7 separate regions of the Mus musculus genome follow, and regions 2, 3, 4, 5, 6 and 7 are each linked to region 1. Evidence: chromatin loops called from intact Hi-C (ENCODE). Cell type or tissue: heart. All regions are shown on one strand.

Region 1 (4,000 bases):
TCAAAAACAGTACTAATTTTAGAATAGTTTTCTGTAAATTTAGTTTTATTAAAGACAAATTTTCCATATATAATTTATGTATTACACAGTGCCTACAGGTCTCAGGACATATGCCCAGGTTAGTCTCTAAGTAGTAATTCTCCTGCCTCCACCTCCAAACACTATGCTTATAGGCACCCAGCTCAGTGCATATTTTCTATAAAGAAGATAAAGCGGAAGCTCTAATGCCTTCCCTCTGGCTCTAATGCTCCCTCACCACCATGACTGCACATCCTCAGCATCAGGGCCCACCGCACTCCCCAGTCCACAGTCTCCACTGTCATGTCCACATACTCAGTAATAAAAGGACTTGTTCTCTTGAGCTTACTCTGTGTCCTCTAAAAGAGGGATTTCCTGTTAAAAACATCTGTGCTAATCACACTGCTTAAGGCAGTGACTTCAGTCTTCCAAGGCAGTTAGTAACACTGTAGCTCTTTCCTCAGGTTAATTAGCAGTTTCCCATTTAAAAAAAAAAAGTTTAAAAGTAATTGCTTATATTTTGACTGTTGGCAGAAGTGTACATTTTCCATCTATCAATTTTATCCCTTATTTTCACATGTAAAACCAGAATTTCTTTAGTTAAATGTCTTCTCTCATACTGTACATAGTAGCTCTAAATTTTAAATTTCAAAAACAAATCAGTTTTTCAAAGCACTTTAACACAAATATTACAACCCCTAATTATTCCTTATACGAATTTGTAACAATGAAAGACTGCTCAGTATACAAACCTCTCCTGCTGAAATTCTGATCTGCAGTAAGTACATTTTACAATAGGATGTGCAATCCGACATTCCTGTAATAAGATAATACATAAGTCAGTATTTATTTCAGAGACCCAATCTCACTCTTTGGTAGAAATTAATCGACTTAGTCAAGTGCCTGAAATGTCAATAAAACCTGGCTGGCAACGTAAACAACTGGGTGACTTATCACATCAGCCGTCAGGCAGAGTATAATTCCATGGGGATATTTTTGTCCTTAGTGGAGGGGGGGGGTGCGGAGGGGGTATATGGAACAGAGAGAAACTAAGGAAGCTGTCAGGACTGACTTCCAGGGGTGGTTTACATGTGAAACTACTAGTTATTTTGTACAATTGCTCACAGACAGCATCCCGGCTTTTATGGGATGGGAGGAGCTCCAAATCAGAGAGCACTCTGTTCCTAAACCAGTCGCTTCGCTTTCCGGGACAGGGAAGCAGAATGCCATCAGCTCTGCAGCTTCGGGTTGCTAGCAAGAAAGTGCAAACACGGGCCCTGCCTCCCAGTGGAAGGAGAGGGCAGTCCCTGCCAAAGCTGGGATGAGAGAGTCTGCACCCAATCTCTGCGACACGGAGGACTGGTGGCCGCTTGGCTCAGCCCCACCCGAGACCGCCAGAAGCGGCCGAGCTAGCCCAACCTGCGAGCAGGCGGGACGCGGTCGACACGGGGCTCGCCCATATAATGCCCGGGCCCTGGCGGGGAGCGGTGCGCTGAACGACCGGCGCCCACCGACCTTGCAGAGCTGTTGGCCCTGCGAGAGCTCCTCGAAGGGGTAGCGCTGCGTGCACTTGGTGCAGGCGTACAAGGCCGACGCCGCCATCCTGCTTTCCGGCTCCTCCGCGCGCGCTCAGGCGGGGCCTCCGGGAACTCGGCTGCCCCGCCCGCGGGCTCTTCTGCTGCTGTGGCCCAGTCCCGGTAACTGCCGGGTCCCCTGCGTCTCCCTCCGCCTCCGCCGCCGTCCCGGGACACCTACTGCCGCCCGCCCCGCCGCTCCCGTTTAGGCCCGGACCGCGGCGGAGGGAGACGAAGCGGGAGCTAGGCGGTGGATTCCGCTTCCTCCTCGGTCTCGCGTCCCTCTCTACGATTGGCTACAGAGAGCCTTACGTCACTAGAAAGCTCCGCCCAGTCCCTGGCCTAGGTTCGGCAGGGAGCGCCCACAAAGAGAGAAAGTACCAACCAATAGGAAGCCGCCGCTCTCAGAGCGCGAAATCCGCTTTGAAAAGATCCCGCCCACAAGCCACGGCCAGTCGTCGTTTGGCTGGTGCGCTTGAGCCCATTGGCCAGGGGGTCCACGAAACGCCGCTTTTTTTCAGTCCTTGGCTTCCATTGGACCATATCCTTAAGCCCCTCCTACTTCTGTTTGTCATTGGCCGAAAGGTCAGTACATCAAATGGAGAAGCAACGCTCTCTGGAGTTTATTCCTGGGATGCTGATGGAGTATGTCAACTTTCCATTCTCCTTTATTCAGCTTCCGTCATCCGCCTCAGCAGGCGCTGAAGGTTCCAGAAGCCCTAGCCTTTGCTTCCTCATCCAGAAAATCCATCCCTTTTCAGACGCTCCCAGAGCCGTCTGTCAACTCAGACGTTGCCGTTCCCGCAGGCTCCGCGATGCGCTACCTTGTGACGTCACCGAGAGAGGAGGCGGGCTCTTCCCTGCCACCAGAAGTTGTCCTCTTTTCTGATTGGTCACTGGAAGGCGTCTATCAAGACGCGTTGCCTTTCCCGTGCGCGCTGAGTGTGGCGTCCTTGTGGTTTGCGAGACCGAGGCTCCTATAGGGTTCGCAGCTCGCCCGCCCCTTCCATCGGGGACTTGGATTCCGCTTGCCCCAGGCGGGCGGCTGTCGAATCCGGAGGAGGAGCTCAAGGACGGCGTCTGGGGTTGCGCAGGTGGGAAGATGGCGGCAGCCTCGGTCTCGGCGGCTTCTGATTCTCAGTTTTCGGTAAGGGGCGGCAATCGCGTGGGTTCCAGGTGGGCCTGTACGGCTCTCCGGGTTGCCTCACTTTTCAGGGGGCCCGCGATCTGGCGTCAGCCCTCGTCCCGCAGGATGGCGGGCTGCCCGAGGCCGCGTGCCACTCCCGGAGGCTGCAACTGTGTTTTCTGGAGCACCTCCTTTTCCACCCTGCGTTCCCTTGTCCTCTCAGCCGGTGCTTTGGAGCGTTGTCCCGAGCCTGGCTGGTGCACTCTCAGGCCCGCTAACACAAAGCTCTGTCGGTCACGTGAGCGTAACGGCCCGTCTCGGAAACTCACTAACAGGTAGGTGTGCAGGTTTGTAGAGTGGCAGCCGCTGAGGCGTCCGTGGTCCCCAGAGTGCGTTTTCGCCCTTGCTGCCGTGCCTCTCTGTTTGTTGCGCGACCCTTGCAGGCGGAGCCCGGGCATTCCCACTTCCCATTACTAGACTCTGTATGGAAAAGTTGCTCTGGAGAAGCGATCGGGAAAATTAAGCCTGCGGGTTTAGTTAGTCACTGATGTTTTAAGAGTGGATTGTGGCGCTCAGTCTTTTGGAAAACGCTCCAATAGGAAGAAATAAGAATTAAATGTGAGAAAACTGGAGTTCTTTTTAGAAATGTTCCTGTACTTAGCCGACCGTTGGTCCTAAAGTTACAGGAAGGAATTGAATAGAAATCCCACTCTGAAGAAGGAGCAAAGCACTGTACTAATTAGATAATTACTGCGCTGCAGGTTTTGATACCAGAGGCGTCTGGGGGAGATTGATTAGCAGTATTAGGGAAGATAGGATCTTGAAAGGAAGATAAGCTAGCTGCGTGTTGAAGGAATTTAAGAGAAGAAAGCACTGCAAGTTTTTTAAGGTATGTGACAAGACAATAGGTAATTTCCGGACACCAGAGGGTAATTTCGAATGTGCAGAGATTATATAAAGGTAGAGTTGATAAAGAAGAACTAGAAAAACAGGTGAAAATTGAATAATGAGGGATGTCAGGAAATTTTCTGGGTAATTTTAACAGCTGATGAGGAAGAGGGCATAGAGATTACCAACACCTTCAGAAAGTCTCACTTAGGAATCTCAGCAGTTTGGACTTTCTGTGGCTACTAGAATTTGTGATAAGGTCAGAATATTTCAAGTTTTTCAAATAGTGGGGTATACCTTTGCCAAAGAACTAGAGGAGATTAAGGAGAAGAGTTGGAGCAAGCATTTGGGAGTTAGTTCCTTGCCAGATAAATGAAAGATAAAGGAAAAACTA
Region 2 (4,000 bases), 960 kb before region 1:
ATCATTTCCTCTAACTGCATCTTTCTCCATAAATCCAAGATGAATATCAGTGGCAACCAGGATTTTAAATGTGTCTTCATCGTCACTGTATAAAGAAGAGAACACAATTCAATGCAATCCATTAAAAAGATATTCAAACAAGCAGAAGATAAGCAATAACAAAACTGTAACGCAAAATCCTGTTTATAGCCTCAGCATGAAAGTCTGCAGTACTCAACAGATCGTTAGCATCACAGCTTTCTAATCACAAGTTCAACACAGAGCCACTGTGAGTGACACTGGAAGTGTTCCGTCTGCTCTGAAATTTATAAGCTTCATATAACCAGCTTTATGTAGTCAGGTCTGTTCCCTAGATAGCTCCACAAAAATCCAAAAGGCTTTGTTTGCTCTCTTGTTAAGTATCTGACTGTACACTTTTCCAGGAAAGTTATTTAATAGTCTTCCTCTGAGTGTAAGAATAGATTTTATACTAATATACTAGTTGCTTACATTCCAATCCCTGATGGCGTCTGCCTGACTCTGCTGTTTACATAGTTTTCAACAATAAATGTGGCCAAATAACAGAACAGAATTCTTTAAACCCAAACAAAGGTACTTTCAGGTAAATCAGCAGCTTAAGAATTATTAACACCCATTTATACTTAGCATTAAGTTTAGTTCTTTATATCTCAGTCCCTGCAGAGAAAGAGGCAAGCATGGTCACTATCTCTAAAAAATAAGGCCAGACACAGAGATAGTAACTCGTTCATCACACAACCAGTTGCAGAAACAAGACTAAGGCAGTAAAAGTTAGGCTATTTTCACTCGTATAGTTAGTTCACTTTTGTATATAACTCCACAGATCAGAAACATCCACAATTGTATGCACGAAGCCCTGGGTAACCCACAAACTTCTCAGCTCCCACAGCTGTACCCTTCCACTCTCATTCAGACCTCAAAATTAACTGGAAAGGAGTATTATTAGTCTAGTTATGCAAATGAAAATAAAACCAGGCAAGCCAGAGAACTGCTGATCTTCCTAACATTAAACAGCTAATTTTGACCAAGAACTTGAAACCAGAGTGGAAGACACCACTCGTGTTCAAGGATTTTCTTCTGCCACCTGACTTCTATAGTCCTTTTATTTCTTTCCATTTTGTTCAAATTCACTTCAACTAGGGTAACTTACTCTAAAGGACTATTTATAGACTCGAGACTAAGACAAAGCCAGAGAGCATGAGCCTCCCTGCATGGCCATGTAATTACTGCAACACATTCATCTATTGCTCCACCTCATTATTTATTTATTTATTGCTAATAAGCATAAGTATGTGCTTTTAATTATGCATGACAGACGTTTTGGGGGATACTCTATCCATTATTAAATTCTGTTGCTGTTTATATTAAAATATCACTTTTCTCGTAAGGTCATCACAATTAATATGTCAGGCTTACAGTGGATCTGTGGGGCTCATTTTTATAGTAGAGTTCCTCTGTACCAGGTTCCTCTCCAAGTGTTCAGGTATGTCAGAAAAACCACTCGAATCCAAACTCTAAAAATAAATACCAAAATGCACATATTATAAAGGTTGCACATATTTCACTAACATGAGCTCAGTTGCAGGGTAGACTTTTTGAACAAGCGCTAGTGATTTTGAGAAAGTCCTATGTACGTCTTCAACACTTACTATAATTGTTTCATGACCTAAGAACAGAAAGCCACATCCTGAAGTGAAGTCCTAATTGCACTATCACTACTATTTCTCTACTATCTTCTTCATGAGATTGGTGTGTAGTAAACCCCTGGACAGGAAAAATGAAACGTAACTTTCTACGTGCATAATTTAAGCTGCTCCGCGCAGGACTTTGAATCAGAGGCCACCCCATACTCTTAACACTAACATGGGTTTTATGGGGCAGCCCACATTTAAAGACAGAATAAATAACCAACACATGGTCTAAGTGGAACACCTCGCATCCCCAGCTCGGCGAAGGCGGCGCTGCCACTACAGGAGACCTCCCACCCGCGGGACTCCGAGGCGGACTCCGAGGCGGAACGCAGAGCCCGCATCCCTCCATGCCCACCCGGCCCGTCTTCCCTAACGGCCCCACGCACTCGGGGCTTCCGTTCGCCCCGGACCCGCACGCTACAAGACCGTAGCAAAGCCTAAGTTACCCAACATGGACTTGTCAGAGTCGACCAGGGAGGCCACAAGCCATCTCTACCTCAGGAAAAGGGGGCGGGAGTCTCCAGAACCACAAGAAAACCGCTCCCAGAAACCTGAATTAGGCGCGGGAGAGCGGCATCCGTACTTCTCGCGAGATCCATTGATGACGTGACATCACAGAATGTCTAGATTCTCATTGGCTACAGAATGGCTCCGTCACCTCACAGGAGCCAATCCTGAGCAGCGAAGGGGCGAACCCGGAAAGGAAGTTCTCGGTGAGGTTCTCTCTGTGAAAGGTGAGGCGCGTGTCCGGAGCGGTGGGGCGGGCGGCTGTGGGCGGCCGGCCACCTCGCAGGTAGCATCGTGGCAGAGTCTTCGCTTTGCGATTCGGAAGGCCTCGCCTGCTAGACCAAAGACCTTTCTTCCCTGCTTCCCCTGACGATCGCCCCAGAAGCCTCGGTTTTGTGTTTTCAGAGAACCTTGAAGAAAGTGCAGTAGAAATGATTTGGAGCCTTGAGTTAGAGCAGACCCCCTCAGGACCTCAGAAGGGCCCGTGTACCGCAGCGACAGTGATCTGTCAGTACCCGAGCGCAGGCCTCTGAAATGGGGGGCTCCACCCAATGAGATGAGAACTGGAACAGTTGCTATCTCTCTCAAAATGGAGGGTTCCCTTTAAATTAGGAAATGCATCCTATTCCTCCATAATAGTATGCATCGAGCTTTATACCCAGAGTCGAGATACATTTGGGTTTGATTTTTTAATTAAGCATACCAAGACAATAAGTTAAGAATTAATATGAAGGAGTTTTCAGGTGTGGGAAGGGGGGCTGCGATCTGTGCCATATTTTGGTTAGTGACATCTGTTAAGCGCTTAATGAATTGGTGTATAGTAGCTTTTTAAAAAATGAGTTTGAAGTGAAAGGAAATATTGAAAATGTTAAGAAAATAGTTCTGATAGTTCTTTTAAAAAAGAAAAAAGAAAAACACAATGCTGCCAAAACCTTAACAAATCCCTTAATGGAGTTTATAGGCCCTAAGAAGTCATTGGTCATGATTCTGATACTCTTGTCACTAGTGATGAAGCTTAATTGGACAATGGAATATTAAACTTGAAATTAAGTAGAACAAATCTATGAGGAGTGTGTATAACTAAGTTCCTCTTAGAGGCCATTCAGAGCAAGATTAAATGATAGGTCTTAAGTTTAATGATACAAATAGTTCTTAATGCAGGTTACATACAAATGGCATAATAATCTGTGTTAAAGATGGCCTATCCTTAAAAGCTTAATAGCAAAACAATATAAGACATAGCACCTGAAATAATAAACATTAGATTCTAATTGGGTCAACAGAAAGAAGTGGTAACACTAACAATAGCAACAAAAAACTGCCAAATTCAACAAATATGGTTAAAAGATTGATGGTTTTCAAAGTAACTTCTCATTTTCTTTAAGGCTTATGTGCTAGGTAACTCTTGAAGTTGATGTCAGTGTATAAATTAATATGGCAGTTTATCAGAAGACTAATCTTTTAGGACTGGGTGAACTATGGTCCTCCTGTGTACTCACTGTCAGGACTCCATCAGTTTTAACATACCTAAATTAATAGATTAAAATTAAGATAGTTGTAGCCATTTACTTAGTAGAAGAAAGCATTTCTAAAAGGTAAAGACTATAAATGATCATAGATAGCAGAAATCTCTGAAATCTTATATTTAGTAAACTTAATGGATATGAGAAAACACCAAAGCCTTATGACATAGAATTTATCTGGCTTGTTTGTAAGGTTGTATCCGTGCTGTTAATAATATCTAGTTACTGCTGTGCTAACAACTGTTGTGTTTGTGTTTTCAG
Region 3 (4,000 bases), 78 kb after region 1:
AGAAAATAGGAGTCAAAGTAATCAAAAGAAAAAAAAAAAAAAAAAGAGGCCTTAACAAGCTCAATAAAGACAGGGCTATGCCCAAAACAGGAAAGAAAACAAAATGCTATCAATAAAGAGCACACAGGGTGCCAGGTGGGTTCACATCCAAGGAAGCTGAGGATGAGCTTGGGGTTGCTGGAAGCTTAATGGGAGCCTGGAAGATGGAAACTAGATGTAGGTAGTAATATCGCCACCACTGAAGGGCAGGTCTAGCCGAGCCCTCACAACTGGCCTACAGTAAGTACTTATTTATATTTATATTCCAGAGTCCAACTTAAACAAAGAGTCAGAGACAGACCAACAAAATACAATAGAAACAGCAGGATGACCAGGATGTTACCTAGCAAAGGGGAGCCATATGTGTACCGAGTACCCAGGAACTGCCTCAACAGGGCAATGCCAAGCAAGAGTCACCCATCAGTGTGCACCACAGTTGATTAGAAATTTCTGAACGTTGTATACAGAAAAAATAAATGGTCTTTTCAAGCCAAAAAATCAGATCTATATGACACAGAAGGCAAAGTTAAACCAACATCTCTAAAATGACTCTCATGTAATCCATCAAACCACACTTTTAGTAGAAGCTATACTTCCCAAGCCATTCCTCCAACTCTAACACTGTGTATAACCTTAAAAAGGGACCCTGAAATGAGTTATGTTTACTTTCATATTTATGTTACTCCCAGAAAATAATTATTCAAACACAGTATTTCAACTAAATTCATCTCATAATAGAAGCATTTGAGACCATTAGGGCTTTATCAACTTCAGTTATAAACTTGGAGTTTTTCCTAAACTGAGATAATCTCCACTCTCCAACAAGTAGAAATAATTCTCATAGCTAAACTCAACAGTAATTTAAGTGAGAGCTGAAGAGATGGCTCAGCAGTTGAGAGCACTTGCTACTTTGACAGAGGACCAGGGTTCAGTTCCCAGCATCCACAGGAGGGTCACACCGACCTGTCCTCCAGTTTAAGGGAATCTCACCTCCTGGACTCCTCCATGCCTGTGGTACACATGAACTCATGCAAGTACACACACACAAAGACACTTTTAAATAGTAATACGTTTATCAATCTACTGGGTGAAAGAAATTGTGTGATACATTGAGAAATATTAAAGATGATTTTGTAGAATGTATGAAAGCAAATAAGATAATTTATTTGAGCATCTGTAAACAAACAAACAACTTTGGAGTGACCGGGCAGAAAAAAGCTGAGCTATCATAATCAAACATTAATACTTGCTTGTAGTACTTTGTAGACAAACAAAACAAAACTTGAAATAATTTAGATAAACACTTAACACAGTAAGTGGAAATAACAGTCTACCTTGCCTGTACATTCGATTCATCTGTGGCTGTCTGCCTACATTAAGCTTAAAATTTAAACTGACAAGTTCTATAATAAAGCTGTTATCTACAGTTAATTGAAGAATGCTCCAAACAGACACCACATATAATGTATATTGTGATGGTAATGTCACTGATGTTTAAGCTGAGAAGCTGACTCTGAAGGCTTCGTCCCCTCTCCATTTCAAATCTAAGCACGCTTGTCTCAGTGTCCTCTAAAGCCTCTTGTCTGGTAATGGGCTGGTCCCCAAACTGTGATTAGAGCACAAGAATGAAAATGTCACGCCCTTGACAACTGAACTCCTGATAAAGTAAAAAACGCTGCGTCCTTAAACACAACTGGAGCAAAATCTAGGACCGGAAAATGAGCGGGAATTAGAGGGGCAGTGGCCATAAAGAAACTGTATTTTCACTTCTCGCACCAAAGGCCCAGAGGAGGAAGCAAGCACTGCTCTGCTGGGCTCTCCATACCCACGGGATGCCCGCGGCTTTTGCCCTCTTCGGGGTCCAGCCTCTCTAGGCCCAGGTCTCTCCTCCGCATGCCCCGGCCTCCCTCCCGCAGGAGCAGCCTCAGTCTCTCTTCCCGCACGCCCTGGCGTCTCCATCTACACTTGCTCCCGGCCTCCGTCCCCATACGCCCGGCCTCACCTGGACAGTGAGTCCTCGCTGGGCAGCCTTGCCGCCGGGAGCTGCGCGCCGAGACTCTCGCAGCTGGAGCTCTTCTCCATGGCGCGAGAAACTGGAGGCCGCTGCGCCCTCCGCGGCCGCCGGCGCGAGATGCAGAGGGAGGAGCGCACGGGGCCGCAGCCGCGGTCAGCCCCGCGCCAGGCAGGCTCCGAGACCGGAAGCGGCCATGTTCCCCCAGCCTGCACTGCGCGCGGGGGCTGTCGGGAGTCGGGCCCCGTGGCGCTACAAAGCGGAGCGATGCGCATGCGCCTGGCCGCCCAGTGAGAGTCAGCTAACAGGAAAATCTCCAGAAGGAAGAGGACACTAGTATGTCAGAGAAAACACAAGATGTGACGGCTTGGGAGAGGTGGACTCGAGGAAAATGAGAGGAATGTGGGCGGCCTGTGGGATGAGGGGGTGAGGTATTTAAGGGTGAGGTTAGAAGTAGTGATGTGAGATCATACGTGATGTGAGAACCCATTTTGTAACGGTAACAGTGAAGCTAAGCAGACTGATCCCACGGCCTCCAGTTACCTTGCATTTACATCTGCTTCCTTCTGTGTAAGTATATTAACCTCACAGAATAACTATTGATAAATATAAAACGCCTAAAGCAATGCCTGCTTAAGCACTCAGACAGTAGTCAATATATAAACAACCTAACAAACTTAATAAATGGTAACTGTTAATGAAAGAAAACTAAAGGATGACAGACCACTAACAAGTGGTTTGTAGGAGAAAGATAGTAACAGCTACCCTGAATGGGGAGGGGAAGGGAAATTTCCATCTCTGAACAGCGTTATACAAAGGAAAGTGAGAATGGAGTTGAATTTTCAGGCCTCCAGTGACAAAAGTATGGGTTAAAGTGGCTTGAAAGTGTGTCTGTAGCTGATAAGCACATTGACACCAACCTATAAGGCATAGTAAGTATTGAAGTGAGAATGAGGGAGAAGCTGCTAAAATCACAAAAAGAATTAGACAAAAACACTACTGAATGTCATGATGTAACATGGAGAACAGACTTACCTCCGGTGTGCTGCTTCATATTCCCTTACAAAGCAGGAAGGGAGTGTGGAGATGGAATGTGATAAAGGAACAGAAACTGGGTAAAGAGGGAATGTTAATACCCGTGACTTTCTGTTACTCAGGACACAGGAAGGAAAGTACTGGAGGAATTTCTCTAATTGTGACTCTGCCTTAAACACCTCACACGTCTGGAAAGCAAAAACACAAAGATTATTTCTGTAAATAAAAGAAACTTTTAAAAAAATCCTGCTAGGATAAATATAATTGTGTTCTTACAAACTAGATTTAATTTAAAACTTGGTTTTAAAACACAATCATAATTTATAGAACCAAGGAAATAATTTGTGTACTAGCTTTCCTTTACAGTATTCCCAATGAAAGATTTATTTTGGCTGATGGTTTCAAAGATTCCAGTCCATGGTCACTTGGCTCCATTGTTTTTTGAGCCTGTGATAAAACAGAAAAGCAGAGCTGGGAACACGTGATAGAAAAATCTGTTCATCTCCAGGTGACCAGGATAAATGATAAGCAATTATTTTCATCTCTGAAATTTTTCAAGAGATTTTAATTGCACCTCTCTGATAGCCCAGGAAAATAAATAGTGAAATGAAACACTTTGACAAACACAAATATCTGTAAGATTCACGATAGAATGCATCTATTGCTTCTCTTTCTCTATCAGACTTTTTAAATGCTAATGATCGCCTAACACTTCAACTTGTGTCTTCCCAACTATGAATGTTGAAGAAGAATGAACCCTTAAATGAAAGACCCATTTCTAGCACTGTATTGGTTATTACAAACCTGGCTTCCTGGTAATATAACTTGTGCATGACCCTCTCTAGTTATTATGGAACAGTATCAAATGGAGAGGGGTTGCAACCAGAAAAGTCTGCATTGCAATCCTGATTCTGT
Region 4 (4,000 bases), 670 kb before region 1:
CATGACCATAAGTCATATATATACATACATATATATAGAGAGAGGCTTGGTCCCATTCTGTGAACAAGACAAATGAAGGCCTTCTTACCTGTACTTTATCTTTGTATGAGAGGGAAGATCTCTGCTTGAATACTGCTTGGAGAGCTGGCTCAAATCCCCTTCTCCTTTTCCTCTCCCACCTCTTGCAGGTTCAAAAGTTGGCCTGGCTGCTGTTGTCATCTTTTAGTCTTCGGCAAAAGTGAATTTAAGTTATACTTTCATTTTACAGATAACTCAAAAATATCTATTCTTAAATCCTTCTCAAACTCCCCAAAATTGCTTAGTTTGCTTCAACACAAGTTCCTAAAAATCCGAATTATGAAACTCAGGGTGTTTACTAGGCAACTCTTATTCAGTATAAATAACTACTATGAAGATCTGAGTTAGTGCTTCTGTTCTGGCTGGGTAGCCCTGGGCAAGTCTTCTAGCTCGTTTCTGTCATTTGTGGAATGCCGACATTTCTATAGTATTATGAGATTCCCATACATGATGTCAGATCTTGCACAACAGTGTAGTGTAGCTTTTAAAATAAATGACTTAAAAAAATGTTATCCCACTAGCACTAGCTTCTCTGAGATTTTATTTTATTCTTTTTTAAAAAAAATTTATTCTTTTTTTTTTTTTTTTTTAATTATAGGATCTCACAATGTAACTGTCCGGCCAAGATTTGCTGTTCTACCAGAAACCTCACACTACAGCAAAGAACCCAATAAAAAACAAATTTCTTTTAAAGTCACAGTCAAACTTATTATGTTAAAATTTGTTTAAAGTCCCCAGTGACATTTACATGGGCAACCATTACCCCAGAATCTTGTTGACTCAATTTTCTTCTAAAGCAGTTACCACAACATTTATCAAGGCTGTAACTTCCGCGATGCTCAGAAAATCGGAACTCCACCCAACCAAGTATCAAGAACCCATCCTGAACTGGGTATGATGGGGGTACTCCTGTGATTCCAGAGCTTGGGAGGTGAAAGCAAAAGAATCGGGAGTTCGAAGCTAGCCTAGGCTACAAGAGAACCTTTGCCATTTTTAGCTGTCAAATAAGAATTGCAGCCTAACTGCAGGGCTACTAAATCTCCGTTAGCTTAAGCAGCTGCTCACACAGATCGTGTGTGAAGTGGGAGTTTCTCCCCATCCCACCCTCCTTTGCTTTTCTCAGTGTCTGAGGCGCTGCACCGGTGACCGCCCCGGGCTCGGCTTCAGCTCCGGACCACCATCCCTGCACCGCGGCCTGTACGATCGTCACGGGCTGCGGCGGCGACTCGGCTCCCCGGTGCCACCCACACAAGAACCACAAACCACCATGCCCGGCTGCTCACTCTGGCGGGGGTCCTACGCAGCACCTTCCGAAACTCACTCATGAACCAATGCGACCCTTAGCTCCCAGAAATCTCGGCGCCGGGGGCGCCAGGCCCAAGACCGGAAACAAAATGCAGAGCTTCCAGTTTTTACACCAGGGGCTCGGTTGAGACCCGGAAGCAAAACCTTCGCACTTCCAATGGCTGTGGAGAAGATGCGAACTCCACACCCGGAAGCAATTCCGGAGTTGTGTGTGTGTTTTTTTTTTTTTTTTTTTTAAACCGTCTCTCACAGGCTGACGCAGTGACCAATCAGCAAAGACACGGGAAAAAGATGGAATGACGTTGCCTAGGGGCGGAGCCAAGGCAGCTTAGGGGGCGGGCGTTTGAAACCGGTGCTTCATAGTCGACCCCAAATATCATCTTTTTTCCTTTGCGAACCAATTACTTAATCTCTCTTGCGTCTTTTCCTTTCCCGACCCCCTCCCAGACTCGTTCGCTGCGGTTCTGCGAGGACGGAGGCGCCAGGAGCCGGTCCGCGTCTCGCAAGAGAGATGTGAGGAGAGCTTGCCAACTGACCGACCCAACGGCTCCTGCTCCTCAGTAGACCCCGCAGCCTAGGGACTAGAGTTGTCACTTAAGTGGATATGAAGAAGGCGCAAATAAGTACGGGGGCAGCCACGAGCTTTCCAAAGGTACCATTCCTGCGAAACCACTAGCCTTGAAGGCAAGGGTTATAGTCGCATTGCTTGTTAAGATATATAAATATATAGATATATAGCTATATGCATTAAGCGTTGTAGCGTGAGGGGAGATGCTTGTGAGCGTTTACGATAGTGACAATTTATGGAGCAGTGGGCCTAACTGCCAGGAGGAGCACGAGATGGGATTAAGATGGCTTCGCCAACGTTGTCTTGTGCCCCATCATTGAGATCTTGGGGACGGCCGATGCTCGGTAAAGAGGATTCTGTTCTCCAGTTTATCTCAAGTGGAAGGGTCTCCTAAAATTGAACATTTCCGTTCTTTTCTGTCCTTCCTTTGGAACTTTTAAATGAAGAAAGAGAATTAGAAAAGAACCCACTCCCTCCCGAATGTGCCCGCTCCCCAAGTAGAAGGTGAAAGCTTCATATTTTTGCCCTGAGCCTCACACAAAGGACACCGCTTTCACATTAGTGACTCAAACCCAAAGATGGAGACCCTCTTCCTTCCCTCGTCACATCCTGTTCACCTGCCACTCTTGTCCAGTATTGTGAAAATTACCCTGAAGTTCCTTTGCTTGTCACCACACTCCTTCAGGCCACTGTCATTTCCTCTTGATTTGTAATTGCTTTCATAGGGACTTTCCTAGTTTTGCACAAACAGAGTGATTTTTTCAGATTACCAGGTAGTGGTTTTGACACTTAGGATAAAACAGCCTCTTGCTTTTACTTACACAGTCTGCCTCCTGCCTGCCTTTAGTCACAGGCACACCACACTCAAGATACACTCAACTGGACATTTCTGTTTCTTTCAACAAGGCAGGATTCCATTGTTTCATTTGAGTTTTGAGCCAAGCTCTTACAGTGCAGCCCAGGCTGGCTTTCAACTTAAGTTCAGGCATGCATTCATCTGTTTTTAAAGACTTGGGACTGTGTTCTTCACCTCTGCCTCCAAGACACCTGTAACTCGGTTCTTCAGGGCATAGCTTAGTGCTGCTTCCTCTGTGAGGTTTCCCCTGACATCTCTACTGGTCCCCACTTCCTCCCTTGCAAAAGTGTCTTTATGGCACCCAGTTCTATATTTCCATAATGCTGAACTCTAGTTGGGTTTACTCTTTGTTTATATTACCTCATGCACTTTTTTTCTTTGTGGTCAGAGGCAAAGTATTGAGACTAAGTATCTATTTTCTATGAGGCTCTCTTGGTTCTAACCCCAGTTCTGCCCTCCTTAGCTATGCACAGTTGGGCAAATTATCTTTCCTCTCCTATCTTCCATCCCTTGTGCAAAAAGTAAGGGTGATTTATTTTTATTGTTACCATGGTAATTACATCACTTTGTAAAGTGCTTAGAACTATCTCAGCAAGTGACTTTGTTGAGTCAGATTTGGCTGTTACTAATACTATTACGGTCTGACTAACCTTAGAACCTAAATTCCAGTAAAGCAGGAACCCTGCCTCTCTTCACTAGTGGCCTCTACATATAGAGCAGTACACCATACATGACAGAGCTTGAGTAAATACTAGTTAAGTGAATGACTAACATGTTATAAATACAGGAATGAAATTGCAGTGGCAAGATGGTGACAGGAAATGCTTACTTTTTATATTCCAGCTGACTTTATCAACTCAATAAGTCACCACAGTCCATTTGACTTTGAATTATTAATTAATTAACACTTGATGATGCCATTACAGTTTAGCATTAAAAAGTTAGTTCACAAAAGTAAAAGCATTTGATTAAAATAGTCTGGAAGTGTTAATGAGACAGGCAAAACAAAACAAACAAATAAAAAAACCCCTAACTTTTAAGTACCTGTAAATAATAAAATGATACCATAAAGCTTTTGACTTAAACAGTGAAAGCACTTAAGACAAAGAAATGAAGTTGGGGAGATGTCTGTATTAGCTAAGGTTCGCAGAGGAACAGAGCTGACAGTGAATAAAGAGTAGACTGGATTTACT
Region 5 (4,000 bases), 600 kb after region 1:
TTGTTTTGTTTTGTTTTGTTTTGTTTTTTAATTCCCAGGTTTCTTAATGCAGCCATCTTTGGGAAATACAAGATAATTTGCAAGGTATCAGAATAGAAAATATAGGAATGAGACTAATGGCTTCCTTTGATACAACATTAAATCGGGGCTTTGTATAAAGAAACAAGAAAGCTGGATATACACCCTAGCCTGTAAGTTTTGCATGCTCCCTACTTTGAGATGGTGTCATGTTCTGTCATCTTATGTGCCCTTTCACTAGCAGTCTTCCTGCCCTAACCTCCCCAGAGGTTACAGGATTATAGAAATGTGTACAACTCACAGCTGAAATCCTGAGACCCAATATCCAGTTGGGGGAGAGTGGGCACTTTACTTACCCGTCTCTCTTCTGTTTAGAGCCTTGGATTTTTATATTGTGGTTCTTTGTACTCTATGGTCTTGCACATAGTTTGTTAGGTTTATTTTTATTTTCACGATGCAACAGATGGGCCCATGGTGCTACACGCTGTTCCTGATCTATTTCCCAACCCCCAGGTTTATTTTCTGGTATTGTCTTTCTTTCTTTAGTACTACTGTAAGTGGTGTGTTTCTGTATTTAAACCCCAATCACTCATTTCTGGAATATGTGAAAATAATTAAAATTTGAATATTGACTTGTGTCTTGAAGCCTACTATTACCAAATCAAGCACAACTTCTAATAGTTGTTACTTTTTAATCGATTCTTTAAAATCTCCTACTAAACCTGCCATGTCATTCATGAACAAAGGGAGTTTGATTTCTTCCTGCCCCAGTATGTACAAGCCTTTTCATTTTTTCTTTTGTAGACCAATTTTTCTTTCACATAATTAAAACAGAATAGTATTAACACACTTTAAACCCACATGTAACTAGGATTCTGAACATTAGTTCGAGGACTATTTTATAGTTATGACAACAACTGTCCCTGCTAAATGCAGCATGAACATGTAGGCTTTAGTTGACTTTGAAGACACCAGCAGCAGACAGATCAGCATCTCAGTACTGTGAGACCATGGTTGGTATATAAATTTGATAAGTGCTAAAGAACCAAAGGTGGGGTCAGAAAAGCAAGTCCCTTAAGGGAGAATATAGGAAGATTTCTGATAACATCAAATGAGTTTATAGAAAGAAGATGGCAGTCTTCCAACCATGATGATATGGGCTGAATCTCTGAAGCTGTAAGCCAGCCCCAGTTATAAAACTGACTATGGTCATATTGTCTCTTCACAGCAATGAAACCCTAGGACAAAATCCTAGCCCCCTTTCGATAGGAAGATATAGTCAGTAAAGTACAAACCTGGAACTAGTCAGACCATGTATGGAAACAATAAGAACATGTATCTTATGCAGTGGGGTAGAACTGCAGACGACAGTGAGTCCTCTCCCCCACTGACACCTAAGCTTCGCCAGCTCCTTGCCCTCTTTGGGGATGCCTGAGGATGAGAAAACTCAATGACTTCTGGAGAACAATGCACTATCAAGAACTAAATAAATAGTGGCTTGCACACAGCCTGTGGAGTTTAACATAGCTCCCTGGAGGAAACGGTTGAAAAATAAATGGGATTTTTTTCTTTGTATTTTAGCAGTCATTTCTAATGTTTGTAAGACCTCCTTGAGTGCTGAATTCCAAAATGAACATCACATGCTTGAAGAAGGCAGTAGTAAGTCTTTATAGGCAATTTACATCTTCTGTGAAAGGTGATATTCTTTAGGGTTTTTTTTTTTTTTTTCAGTATGGAAAAGTAGCACAAGAAAAAAAAAAAAAAGAAAGAACAGAAGGGATAGAGATATTGAAGTGTTAATTAGAACGCATAAGTGGACCCTCCGACTCCTTAGGCTGTATTTGTGAAGGAAACACAGCTTTGTAGGAGTGACAGATGTTGAGACTCTCAGAATCCCCATACAGAAGACCTGCAATTACATACCTGAATGTCCCTTCCCCCACTAAAAAAGACAAGTGTGCATACCTTGCAGAAAATCACAGAAGCTTAAAAATGGATATCTTTGTTGCTGTTTCTTGTTGAAATTTTGTCTTATTGACAGTTTTGAGTTGAACTTCATTTGGAAGCATGGGTGATCTTGAAGTCTTAATTTTTGACAAAGAAAATCCAGATAACAATTCTGGAGGTTTTGAGCCACCCAGAGCCACGCAGCTGCTCCCAAGCATGGTAAATGGACTGTGATTGCCATCTTGTGGTTGATTAGAACATTGCCTGCCGTAAAAAAAAAATAATGAGCTGTATTTAAATGTAAAAATACAATGATTGTGGGAACAAAAGCATGCAGTAACTCAGCAAATTAAACTTGCAGTTTCTTAACACATTGCATGTAAAATTTGTGTTGAAGTTCTTGCACGGGAGTTCCATTAGAAAGGAGCCCGTGTGATATTTAGCTTAGTAGAGGACTCAAAGATGAATGATATTTGCACTTGCTTTTCCTCAAATGTATATTTGAAGTCCAAGGCTCATTCTGTAAATTAGACCCTCTCTGTCACTCTTTGCACTTTTCCATACAATTAAAAGCATAGACATGAGTTACCATCTAACCATTGCTAACGTTGGCAACCCTGTCACTCTGAGCTTTTTCTGACTGTCTAGGTGGGGTATAAGAGCTCTAAAGGACAATTTCTTAAGAATGCAAATGTGCTCTTTGTTCCATATTTCTTATGATTTTAAGCCATTGGTTTGTTTCTTTACCATATGAAGCTTTGCTTTGTGAGCTGCCCGAGCTTTGTCACCAAGTAAGTAAAACAAGCATCCCCAGCCCCTAGGCACCAAGTGACTAAACTCAAGGTTGAGGTGTATGTGTACATACAGAAGTTATACTAAAAATAAGGTGCTGTTTGGGTGACTTTGACATAGTGTATGCATTTAATACATGCATATACTTAATTTATGCATAGATGTTCAGTGGAACCATCTGGAGGGAGAAAGGGACAGTGGGGAGGATCGAACAAAGTAAGGATAGTGGTCTGGAGGGATGTATTCAACATGTAGCTCACACCTGCAGGAAACGTAAACAATGAAGAGGAGCAGCAGAAAGAGAAGACTGTCCAGAAACCCCACAGCAAAGAGCAGATTACAGTAGCCAGTTAAGGCTACATGACTCCAGTCAGAGGAACAATGGTGCTCTGGCATTCCAATGCTGCCCCGTTTCCAGTCTCGTGACCCCTGCCCTGACCCCTGGAAGAAAGTCAACACCAGGGGAGTCTCTGTTCGATGTATTTTTTCTGCTTCCTTTGTTTTGTTAAACTGGCAATGCTGAGTTTTTTTCTAGAAACAGGTCATAAAACCAGGAGGTTCCACTTCATTGGGAAACTTGCCATAAACTGTGGGCACAGATACTGAAAAACTCCAACACCTGCAGTTATATTTCCAGTACTTCACCTACTTAGGTTTCATAACTTTCTTCAAAGACAGGCAGCCTTTTCCCCCTTTAAACATGAAAATATAGTTCCTATTTTCTAATAAGGAGTACCTACCCAATTCTGCAGGCTACCAAAAGATAAAACACAAATACCAACCTAGCCATAAAATACTTGGTCTACAATCTATCCTTTCTGAAAAATATGCTGGGGCAATAGTGACACAAAACTTCTAGGAATAACCAACCAATATCTGATTTGATTCAAGACCCACTCCATGTGATGGATTTTATACCTGACACTGCATGGGTGACCAAAAACCAGACACTAGATAGCCCAGAGACCTAGGGTAAAACTAAATCCTACTGTCATAAAACCAAACAACAACCAAAGCTCATGATAAAGTGACTCTTAATGACACTCTGCTATGGTAACAAATACAGAGATACAGCCAGATATTACTCTGTCTGTCTGTCTGTCTGTCTGACTGTCTGACTGACTGTCTTTGTCTCTCTGTCTCTCTCCCCACTCCACCCCCTCTCTCACACACACAGTAGAGGGACCTTGGAACACACAGCTCTAAATGGGATGTTCCTACCATATCTCTCCTCTCAGAGCTA
Region 6 (4,000 bases), 530 kb after region 1:
GACAATGAGCACGGGTAGCTTTAAGAATGAGAGCTTACAACGACACACACATACCCAGCAACTTTTGAGGGACTGGTATCTTGGCTTCTTCATGGCCATCCATTCCATTCGAGGCCAAGACAGCCACCACTTTCGCAAAAGGCCACATGACTACAGCCAGAATCATAGGAGAAAAACAGGTGCCTTACCGCAAGCAGGGCTGAGTTCCGCTGGTCCCCCGGGGTCGAAGCTGGCGGCTGCTCTCGGTTTATCCCACCGTTATCATTACTGGTCAGCCGGTGCTGCTGATGGTGATGGTGATAGTCTGGTGGAGGTGGTGGGGCCGTGGCTGCCGCTTGGGAGGCCACAGGAGGGGCAGTAGGGGGCGGTGGAGGAGCTGTGGTAGTGGCAGTCGCGACTGTAGCCTTAGCATGTTTGCTAGCCTTCCTTGCCCCCTGACCATGCTGCACCAGGCTGAGAAGCTGCATGGTGCTCTCCCTCTCTCGGTCTGAGCTCTCAGCCCTACCACGTTCATAGCGTCCTTCACAGCTCAGGTGGTGCTGTCGGCAGACAGCAATGCGAGCCCGCAGGCGTTCCACAATAGCACTGTGCACTCTCGGGGTGACTGAGCCCCCTCCAAGGAGCCCCGCCCCAGAAGCCCCTCCCAACCCTCCTGCGGGGGCCTGCGGGGGCGCTGTGTCCCCCATCTTGTTGGACACAATGATTACTGCCTCTGGGATGGTGAGGTGCAAGAGGCTGGTGCTGGCTATTGCAGGCAAAGCTGGTTTCAGTGTTCAGGGCACATGAATAGAGGTCTCCAGAGGGTGGGGAGACAGTGAAGAGGGTGTGGGGGAGGGGAGCGAGTAACAAGAGGGAGGGGAGAAAGATTAGAAACCAATTGGAGAGAGGAAGTTGGAAACAAACCCTGATCAACTTACTCTAATTGCATTTGACAGCTCAGGAGAAGTTGGACGGAGTTGGTAGATTTTTTTTTCTCCCCCACCAGGCTGACAAGAGCCTCTAGGTACTTTGTAAACACAAAGTCTAGGGGACAGTTCAAGAATTCAGGGATTGTCAAGGAAGAGGCAGAAGCACGTAGCAAAAGGAATCAATAGAGTCATTACTAGAGATCCGGGCTCCCCCTCACCTAGCTGCTTCGGGAAATTATTTATAGGGGTATTTCTGCAGAGAAACACATTTCTCCTGGGGGCTGTGGAACCGGCAGCCTTCACTTTTCCTCAGGTTAAAAAACAAACAACAGGACTGTTTCCCAAGGCTCCCGAAGTCATGTTCAAACTGTGCGAAATCAGAGAAGACTATGTTGGTTTCTCCGTCCCTTCCTCTCCCTCCGGTGTTGGTGTTTTCTCCTCGGGGTGGGGGGACAGAAGGATGTAGTCCTCTCCCCAAAGAAGACAGCTTTTCAGTCTTAACAACGTCAGTAATTGGACTTCAGAACCATGCTCTTTTCTTCAAGCTAATCCAATCACCGGCAAAAGTCCCGATTCCCTCTTAGGTTTCTTAGTCTTAAATGAAAGCAGTCTGAAGTGGCTGGCTACTGAGCTCCTTCAACACATTTCCCCCTTTCCCACTTACGTTTTTATTCCTCTCCCCCTCCCCACTTCTATTCTAATACAGTATCAAGACAGACAAAGTCTTCTGAGAGTAATTTACAAACGATGGTCAAACTTACAAACTTCCAGCAAATTGCACCGAGTCATGTCCAGCCACTTTTCTGTCCAGTTTTGTATATTCCATGCCCGGCCAGTGGCTCAGAGGGTCTGGACTCCCAAAGGCAATGTGGCTCTATCTCTTGTAATGCTTCGCTTTATAGATGGGGCGGGTGGGGGGGGGGGAGAGAAGAAAAAAGTCGCTTGTATTTTCCTTTCTCTTTCAGGTCTGTTCCGAGCGCTTTCCTGACACCGACTCCCGCTCCTCGGACTCACGGCGAAACACAGGCTTTCATTGTGCTGCGATACGAGAGGGAGAGAAAGAGAGAGAGAGGGAGAGAGAGAGTGAGACAGAGAGAGAGAGGGAGCCAGCAGGCTGCAGATGGGGGAGGAGGGCGGGAGCTCGGGCTCCCTGGTGGAAGGCTGGTGCCGCTGCTCCAGTGAGTAATCGCAGCCAGGCGCCGGGGAACGGAGTGCAGAGGCCTCCCAGTGGCTGAAGAGGCATCTCTCTACCGCCAACTCTAGGCTCAGCCTCTGCCTGGGTGCTGCGATGGGGGGGAAGACTGGGGAAATTCCCCAGTCTCCTCCTAAGGGTTTGAGCATCTCTCAATGCTGAAGAAACTCCCAGACAGGCACTGTATTTTCCCCTTCCAGGCCCGCAGTCAGCCCTCCTGAGGACATGATTTTCGGTTTTCAATAAGCTGTAACGACACCACTGAGCACCCCCAACAAGAGCTGGGTGAGCACGGAGGAAAAGCTCATTAGCACAGTGAGGAAGTTGGTGAGTGAGTGCTGTGAGGTGCAGAGAGGGAAGCCCACCACTGTCTCCTACGGGGACCCATTGGTGGAAGTCAGTGAGTTTGGGCAACAGGCTTGAGCTGATGAGCAAATAAATCATCACGGATAAATAAACGTTTTATGAGGCTGATATTGTCCTTATCTTGAGAAAGGAAAAAAATCGTTTTCCTTTGAAAATTCACCAAATACAAGGTGTATTGTCAGTAGCTGTCTGCTTGGCAAATATAATATGCCACATGATTTCAAGAACATTCATAACAACAAAAAAAAAAAGGTTTTGATTTCTTATCTTCATATAGTGTGGCTTGTAAAATACTCAAGTAGATTGGACAAATCAGTGTGTACTTATCGATTACAGGGAATAAATTAAGATGGGCATAGTATTAGAAGCCAGAACCACCAAAAACTCAAGTGCTGTAGTTTATAAGTCATTTGGATCTGACGTTTCCAGACACAAAGCTTCATTTACTTAAGCGACTCTAGAATTTCAGCAGTATGATCCTGCTTCAAACGTGAACTATGGGTAGAAGCAAATAAAAATAATGTATCTCAAGCCTGGATTCATCCACAGTTCCATCTCCCGGGGGCTGGCCAACTTTAGCCCACTTTCACAAGCCCCAGGATGTTAAGTTGGAAATGGAGACAGGCACACTCAGACAGGACAGGGTTTGTCTCATCCAAAATGCTTGGAATTCAAAGTATTTCAGATTTCAGGGGTTTTGGATTTGGGGTTATTGACTTAGATTTAACCAGTTGAATATCTTTAATCCCAAATTTCCCCTAATCTATCATGTTAGCTCTGTTTAAATAATTCCATTCTGCAATATCTCGGATTGTTTTTGAATCAACTACTCCAGTCTGTACAACATTAGCCTTTTTTTTCTGAAACATCCTTCTCTCTGTGTTCTTCAAGGCCAAGTTCCTCTCCATTCACGTGGAGAAAGGAGCCATATTTGTTAGAGAAGAAAAATAGAAACAGAGTCATCAGGAATTATTCAAAAGTGAAGGCTTTTTGACTATCGTATATTTCATTTTTGAAAGCAGTGTTCAGTAGGCAGCAACTTCTACTAACTTCTACTTCTGTCATATTTAGCAACCATAACCAGTAAAAGACAACTCTGCAGTATTTAAATGTAAAACAGTGCTCACTCAATAGCCTGCGACAATACAGGTCTTAACAGTGTTGAGGACTTGGTCAAACAAACTACTCTTACTCCTAGGAATATAAATTATAAACTAGAATAATAAATTTGCTAAATTGAAATAAAATTTAATTGACATAAAATTGTTCAGGGTTTTAGGGTATGGCCTATTGTTTCAATTAATGTATACACTGTGGAATAAACTCTAGTGTGTGTGTGTGTGTGTGTGTGTGTTTTCTTTTAAGATATCTGAGTGCAGTTGTGTATGTGACCTGAGGACAGCACTGTGGAGTTAGGTTCTAGCCTTCTACTTTTACCTGGGCTTCAGGGGTTAGATTCAGGTAATAAGCTCACATTGCAAGTGCTTTTAACTGCTGGGTTATCTCTTCAACCTCTACCACTTTGTAATTTTGA
Region 7 (4,000 bases), 450 kb before region 1:
AGAAAAACAGTTTTTGGACAAAGAGCGCAAATATTTGAGCTTGCTTATTTATGTGCTTGCTTGTTTTTCCTAGGACATAAAGAGCAATCCTAAATTGACTGTAGATAGGAAAATTGACAAAAACGGCACCATATTCATCTTAGCTCTCAAATATGCACAGCTCAGCAATTTTAATTCATTGGTGCTGGACAAACAGAAACACCTCACCTAATGATTTCATTTCATGCAATGTAAAAATAAGAGTGTAAAAAAGAAACAGATTATATTAGTCAAGGAGGCTATTCAGATCTTATTAAAACCTCTTCTGCGTCTACAGGGACATTTTGTCATCCTTTCTCTCCCTGCATCCCCATCCCCCACGGGGCGATTAAGCCAAGTAAGCTAAACAATACTGGAGTAAACTTTCTATCAGTCACTCTGGAAAGCAATAAGCCAATCCTGGGTCGGATTTTCTCGATCGACATCGCGGTGGGGGATGATAAGGAGGGCGAACCCAAGTCGTCTTCAGCCTCCACCTCCACCAACCCAAGCTGAAAGCGCTGGAAGATCGAACAGCATTTCCTATGGGTATAAAGTTCAAGATGCCTTCATGGTGCCTTTCGGGACCCACCAAGAGAATGTCAAGAGGCGGTGCCAAGGCACCGTAGGCCTGGCAGAAGCGACCCAGTCGAAGAAAACACCCCCCCAGAGTCAGCCACCGGGGAGAGGCAGCCAGTCTCCTGCAGACCAAACTGGTTGCTGTGATTTCAGGCCAGCCTCCATCCCCAGCCGAGCCGGTTCCTCCCAGCATCCCAGCATCCCTTCAGCCTCGGGGCAGACCCGGCGGCAGCCCAGGGGCCGGGCGCAGGGACCCGCGGGGGGACACTTTGCCTCTCGTCCCCCCTCCCCCGCAAGCGCCGCCCGGACCCGGACCGTGGGGAGCGCCTCGCCGCCGGACGCGGCCGCGCCGTACCTTCCGCAGCACTTTCCGGCAGTTGGTGCAGAGCAGGTAGTTGGCCGAGGCCGACGCGCTGCTGCCACCGCGGTTCATCGCGCCGGAGCCGGGCTGTCACCGCGGCCGCTAGCGAAGGGCTGCTTCAACGTTCTCTTCTCAGGGGGTCGGGCGGCAGCGACGGCGCAGCGGCTGCCCGCGCGAGCTCGGCGGGGACGGCAGCCGCGGCACTCAGCGACCCGTTGTTCCTCCCGCCCCCATCGCCAGACCCCCGCCCCGCCAGCCAGGACGAGCAGCCGCGGCCGTCTCAGCTTCTCAGTGCGGCCCCGCCCCCGAGGCCCGCCGCCTTCAGGGCAGCCGCGCTGGGCACCGCCCCCTCCCGCCAACCAGACGGCACCGGCAACGCCCCCTTCTGCACCCGCATCCAATGAGTGGCTCCGGCCAATCGCGGGAGGCGAGAGCAACACGAATCTCCGGGCAAGTTAAGTTTATCTCCGAGGCTCGATGCTGAAGAGTGACCCTGGGTTAGTTAGGTAGTGGGGTGGGAGGGACTCCAATCTACCAATGAGAAATGGAGGTGTGGTGTATGCAAATTATCAGGAACTCTAGCGCCACCCTCAGGACAAGCCACGCCTCTCTGCAAAAACCGTGCAGAATGGAGAGTGAGATTAAATAGCTGGAAGCTAGAGCTCGCTAGAGGATCTGAGACCTAGCTAAACATTTCCTGATCTCTCGGGAGTGGGCCGGGTGGACGCTAGAACGTTCCTTCCTCCGGGGCAGAGATTCAGCTTTCTCTCCATGGATCTAAATCTAATAGCTGTGAGGAAGACTGCGGTCTTGCAGCACTTTGCTCCCACAGATCTCAAAGAACTTTATGTTCTTTATGCACTCTGTAAATCTGGTACGAAAGACCAACTACCTACGGCTGTAGAGTTAGAAGTCTACACAGCTATTGGAGTTGGAGACCCGGAGACACATCTTTGGTTTAGGGGTTTTTCCCTCTCTCCGACGATCGTTCTCACAGCAAAGAAAGTTCGTTTATCATGAACAAGTCAGAGATTGATACACACACACACACACACACACACACACACACACACACACACACACAAATCCTGTGGGAGGCCTCTGGTTAGAAACTTGCAGAGCACAATCCCTGCCTGTGATGGAAGGTTTTGAGTACGAATTGCCATTTAAAACGATTGGACTGGACCTTCCTCTCTCAAAACTGACAACGGTGAGTCAGGGTTTAGCTTCTATGTTCTGGAGACAGAAGGCATAAGTCACTGAGGAAAGCTCCGGCTGGCCAGATGCCCAACCCAGGCGAGTGAGAGAGCCAGGTACTCCGAGGGGCCAAACACCAACCCCGGACTGCAGACCAGACTCTGGCTGCCTGCTCCCCAGTGAGAACAAAGGCGGTGCAAAGCGAGCACCTGATTGGCTCAGGGTGCTCACCGGTGTCGTGGAGCCCATGATAGGGTGCTTCTGCTACTGGCGCAGAGCACCAAGCTCCCAAGAACTGCAGTTCCCCAGCCGGCCTTGGCGGTGACCACACCGCACTGCGTGCTATGACATCACCTGTTTTCGCTCTTGAGAACCTAATCTGTATTCTCGGCTTCTCGTTTTCTAAAGGTCTCGAGTGTGTCAGGAATTGTGAAGGCCTGCAATTTGTAGAATGTATCTGTGGAGATGGTTTTAAAGAACCGACCCACTGGTTTACTTGTATTGTTTTTCTTGTATTGTTTTTAATTTAACATACTACCCTGTGTTAGGAATTTTGTGTACTATGATGTAAAATCGGGAAGGCGCTGTTGGAGAAGCCTGCACGGTTAGCATAACAAAGCCATTAGACCAAACTGTTGTTCAAACTACCAATCTCTTCCATACTCAACATCTGTCTCCACTCCATCTCTTTAGAGACCTACACCTTAAACAAGCCTACACAAAGAACAAAGGAGATGAAAATCTGCCCGCACAGGTTTAAACAGACTGAACAACCTCAAGGGTCTATCTAGGTGATATGGTTAGGTGAAGGTCCATTTAGCTAGTGATAGCAAAGTGTGGTCTGATGCTGGGTAGACCTCCATAGTCTAGAACAGCAGTGATTTGGGTAGGTTGCTAAAAATTCAGTTAAAAGAAATGGTAAAAGTTGCTTGGCATGGTGGCGCACGCCTTTAATCCCAGCACTCGGGAGGCAGAGGCAGGCGGATTTGTGAGTTCAAGGCCAGCCTGGTCTACAAAGTGAGTTCCAGGACAGACAGGGCTATACAGAGAAACCCTGTCCAAAAAAAAAAAAAAAAAAAAAAAAGAAAAAGAAAAGAAAAGAAAAGAAACGGTAAAACTAAGAAAACTCAATGAAGGAAGAAAATACTGTGTGCCTTTCATTGCAGAGAACCAAGAAACCTAGGCAGAAAGTCAGCAAGACATTTTTGTTGGGTTGGTTTGGGTTTTTTTTGTTTGTTTGTTTGTTTTCCTGAAAATTGAAACACATATGTGTTCCCATTTTTCCGGAGTTTCTTTTTTTTATTATTATTATTTTAATTAGGCATTTTCTTCATTTACATTCCCAATGCTACCCCAAAAGTCCCCCATACCCTCCCCCCCACCCCCACCTCCACACACACACACTTCTTGGCCCTGGCGTTCCCCTGTACTGAGGCATATAAATTTGCAAGACCAATGGGCCTCTCTTTCCACTGATGGCCGACTAGGCCATCTTCTGATACATATGCAGCTAGAGACACGAGCTCCAGGGGGTACTGGTTAGTTCATATTGTTGTTCCACCTATAGGGTTGCAGATCTCTTTAGCTCCTTGGATACTTTCTCTAGCTCCTCCATTGGGGTCCTTGTGATCCAACCAATAGCTGACTGTGAGCATCCACTTCTGTGTTTGCTAGGCCCCGGCATAAGAGACAGCTATATCGGGTCCTTTCTTTGCTGAGTTTCTTAATCTATATTCTTGGCTGGGCCTCTCCCTCCTCCCACCCACCCCCCTCTCTCTCTGAGATGGGGTCTTACTAAGTAGCTCTTGCTGTCCTGGAATTCACTATGGCTGGCCTCACTCTTAC

Evidence for each region. Hi-C counts contacts between places; a loop is a spot of excess contacts. Peaks named below come from ENCODE experiments on the same cell type or tissue, not always from the same donor. Only the 100,000 strongest peaks of a DNase experiment are listed, where the experiment ranks them.
Region 2: it touches region 1 in a loop (2.7-fold over the local background); 6 of 42 quality-filtered maps call a loop at or near these places.
Region 3: a loop joins it to region 1, with 9 times the contacts of the local background. A loop is called at or near these places in 6 of 42 quality-filtered maps.
Region 4: a loop joins it to region 1, with 4 times the contacts of the local background. A loop is called at or near these places in 7 of 42 quality-filtered maps.
Region 5: a loop joins it to region 1, with 4 times the contacts of the local background. A loop is called at or near these places in 14 of 42 quality-filtered maps.
Region 6: a loop joins it to region 1, with 3 times the contacts of the local background. A loop is called at or near these places in 2 of 42 quality-filtered maps.
Region 7: a loop joins it to region 1, with 4 times the contacts of the local background. A loop is called at or near these places in 3 of 42 quality-filtered maps.

Annotation. Positions count from the first base shown.
Region 1 is chr9:13,825,595-13,829,594 of GRCm38, reverse strand. It overlaps Cep57 (centrosomal protein 57), which reads left to right and starts at 2,488. Exons shown (of 11, transcript NM_026665.4): 1 at 2,488-2,739. The coding sequence starts at 2,695. Fam76b (family with sequence similarity 76, member B) reads right to left here and starts at 1,879. Exons shown (of 10, transcript NM_176836.4): 1 at 1,534-1,879; 2 at 771-835. The coding sequence starts at 1,620. In heart, no CTCF peak of the experiment used is centred here; DNase peaks (open chromatin) are centred at 2,004 and 2,524; H3K4me3 peaks cover 3,869 bases; H3K27ac peaks cover 3,090 bases.
Region 2 is chr9:14,782,963-14,786,962 of GRCm38, reverse strand. Ankrd49 (ankyrin repeat domain 49) reads left to right here and starts at 2,390. Exons shown (of 3, transcript NM_019683.4): 1 at 2,390-2,443. It overlaps Mre11a (MRE11A homolog A, double strand break repair nuclease), which reads right to left and starts at 2,309. Exons shown (of 20, transcript NM_018736.3): 1 at 2,206-2,309; 2 at 1,435-1,532; 3 at 1-85. The coding sequence starts at 1,454. In heart, no CTCF peak of the experiment used is centred here; a DNase peak (open chromatin) is centred at 2,362; H3K4me3 peaks cover 2,033 bases; H3K27ac peaks cover 1,739 bases.
Region 3 is chr9:13,747,442-13,751,441 of GRCm38, reverse strand. It overlaps Mtmr2 (myotubularin related protein 2), which reads right to left and starts at 2,263. Exons shown (of 15, transcript NM_023858.4): 1 at 2,042-2,263. The coding sequence starts at 2,121. Gm39291 (a long non-coding RNA gene) reads left to right here and starts at 2,240. Exons shown (of 3, transcript XR_870544.2): 1 at 2,240-2,620. In heart, a CTCF peak has its summit at 2,165; a DNase peak (open chromatin) is centred at 2,311; H3K4me3 peaks cover 2,460 bases; H3K27ac peaks cover 1,917 bases.
Region 4 is chr9:14,498,143-14,502,142 of GRCm38, reverse strand. It overlaps Kdm4d (lysine (K)-specific demethylase 4D), which reads left to right and starts at 1,661. Exons shown (of 2, transcript NM_173433.2): 1 at 1,661-2,035. It overlaps Cwc15 (CWC15 spliceosome-associated protein), which reads right to left and starts at 1,524. Exons shown (of 7, transcript NM_023153.3): 1 at 1,362-1,524; 2 at 89-227. The coding sequence starts at 219. In heart, no CTCF peak of the experiment used is centred here; a DNase peak (open chromatin) is centred at 1,572; H3K4me3 peaks cover 2,188 bases; H3K27ac peaks cover 1,242 bases.
Region 5 is chr9:13,229,933-13,233,932 of GRCm38, reverse strand. No RefSeq gene overlaps it. Among named protein-coding and RNA genes, the nearest start is that of Jrkl, 14 kb to the left of the region's middle. In heart, a CTCF peak has its summit at 2,205 (motif pointing left); no DNase peak of the experiment used is centred here.
Region 6 is chr9:13,294,750-13,298,749 of GRCm38, reverse strand. Maml2 (mastermind like transcriptional coactivator 2) reads right to left here and starts at 792. Exons shown (of 5, transcript NM_001013813.3): 1 at 189-792. The coding sequence starts at 686. In heart, CTCF peaks have their summits at 424, 645 and 2,131; DNase peaks (open chromatin) are centred at 669 and 2,109; H3K4me3 peaks cover 2,629 bases; H3K27ac peaks cover 2,594 bases.
Region 7 is chr9:14,273,582-14,277,581 of GRCm38, reverse strand. Sesn3 (sestrin 3) reads right to left here and starts at 1,281. Exons shown (of 10, transcript NM_030261.4): 1 at 953-1,281. The coding sequence starts at 1,030. In heart, CTCF peaks have their summits at 1,558 (motif pointing left) and 2,469; DNase peaks (open chromatin) are centred at 471, 751, 1,391 and 2,361; H3K4me3 peaks cover 2,850 bases; H3K27ac peaks cover 2,880 bases.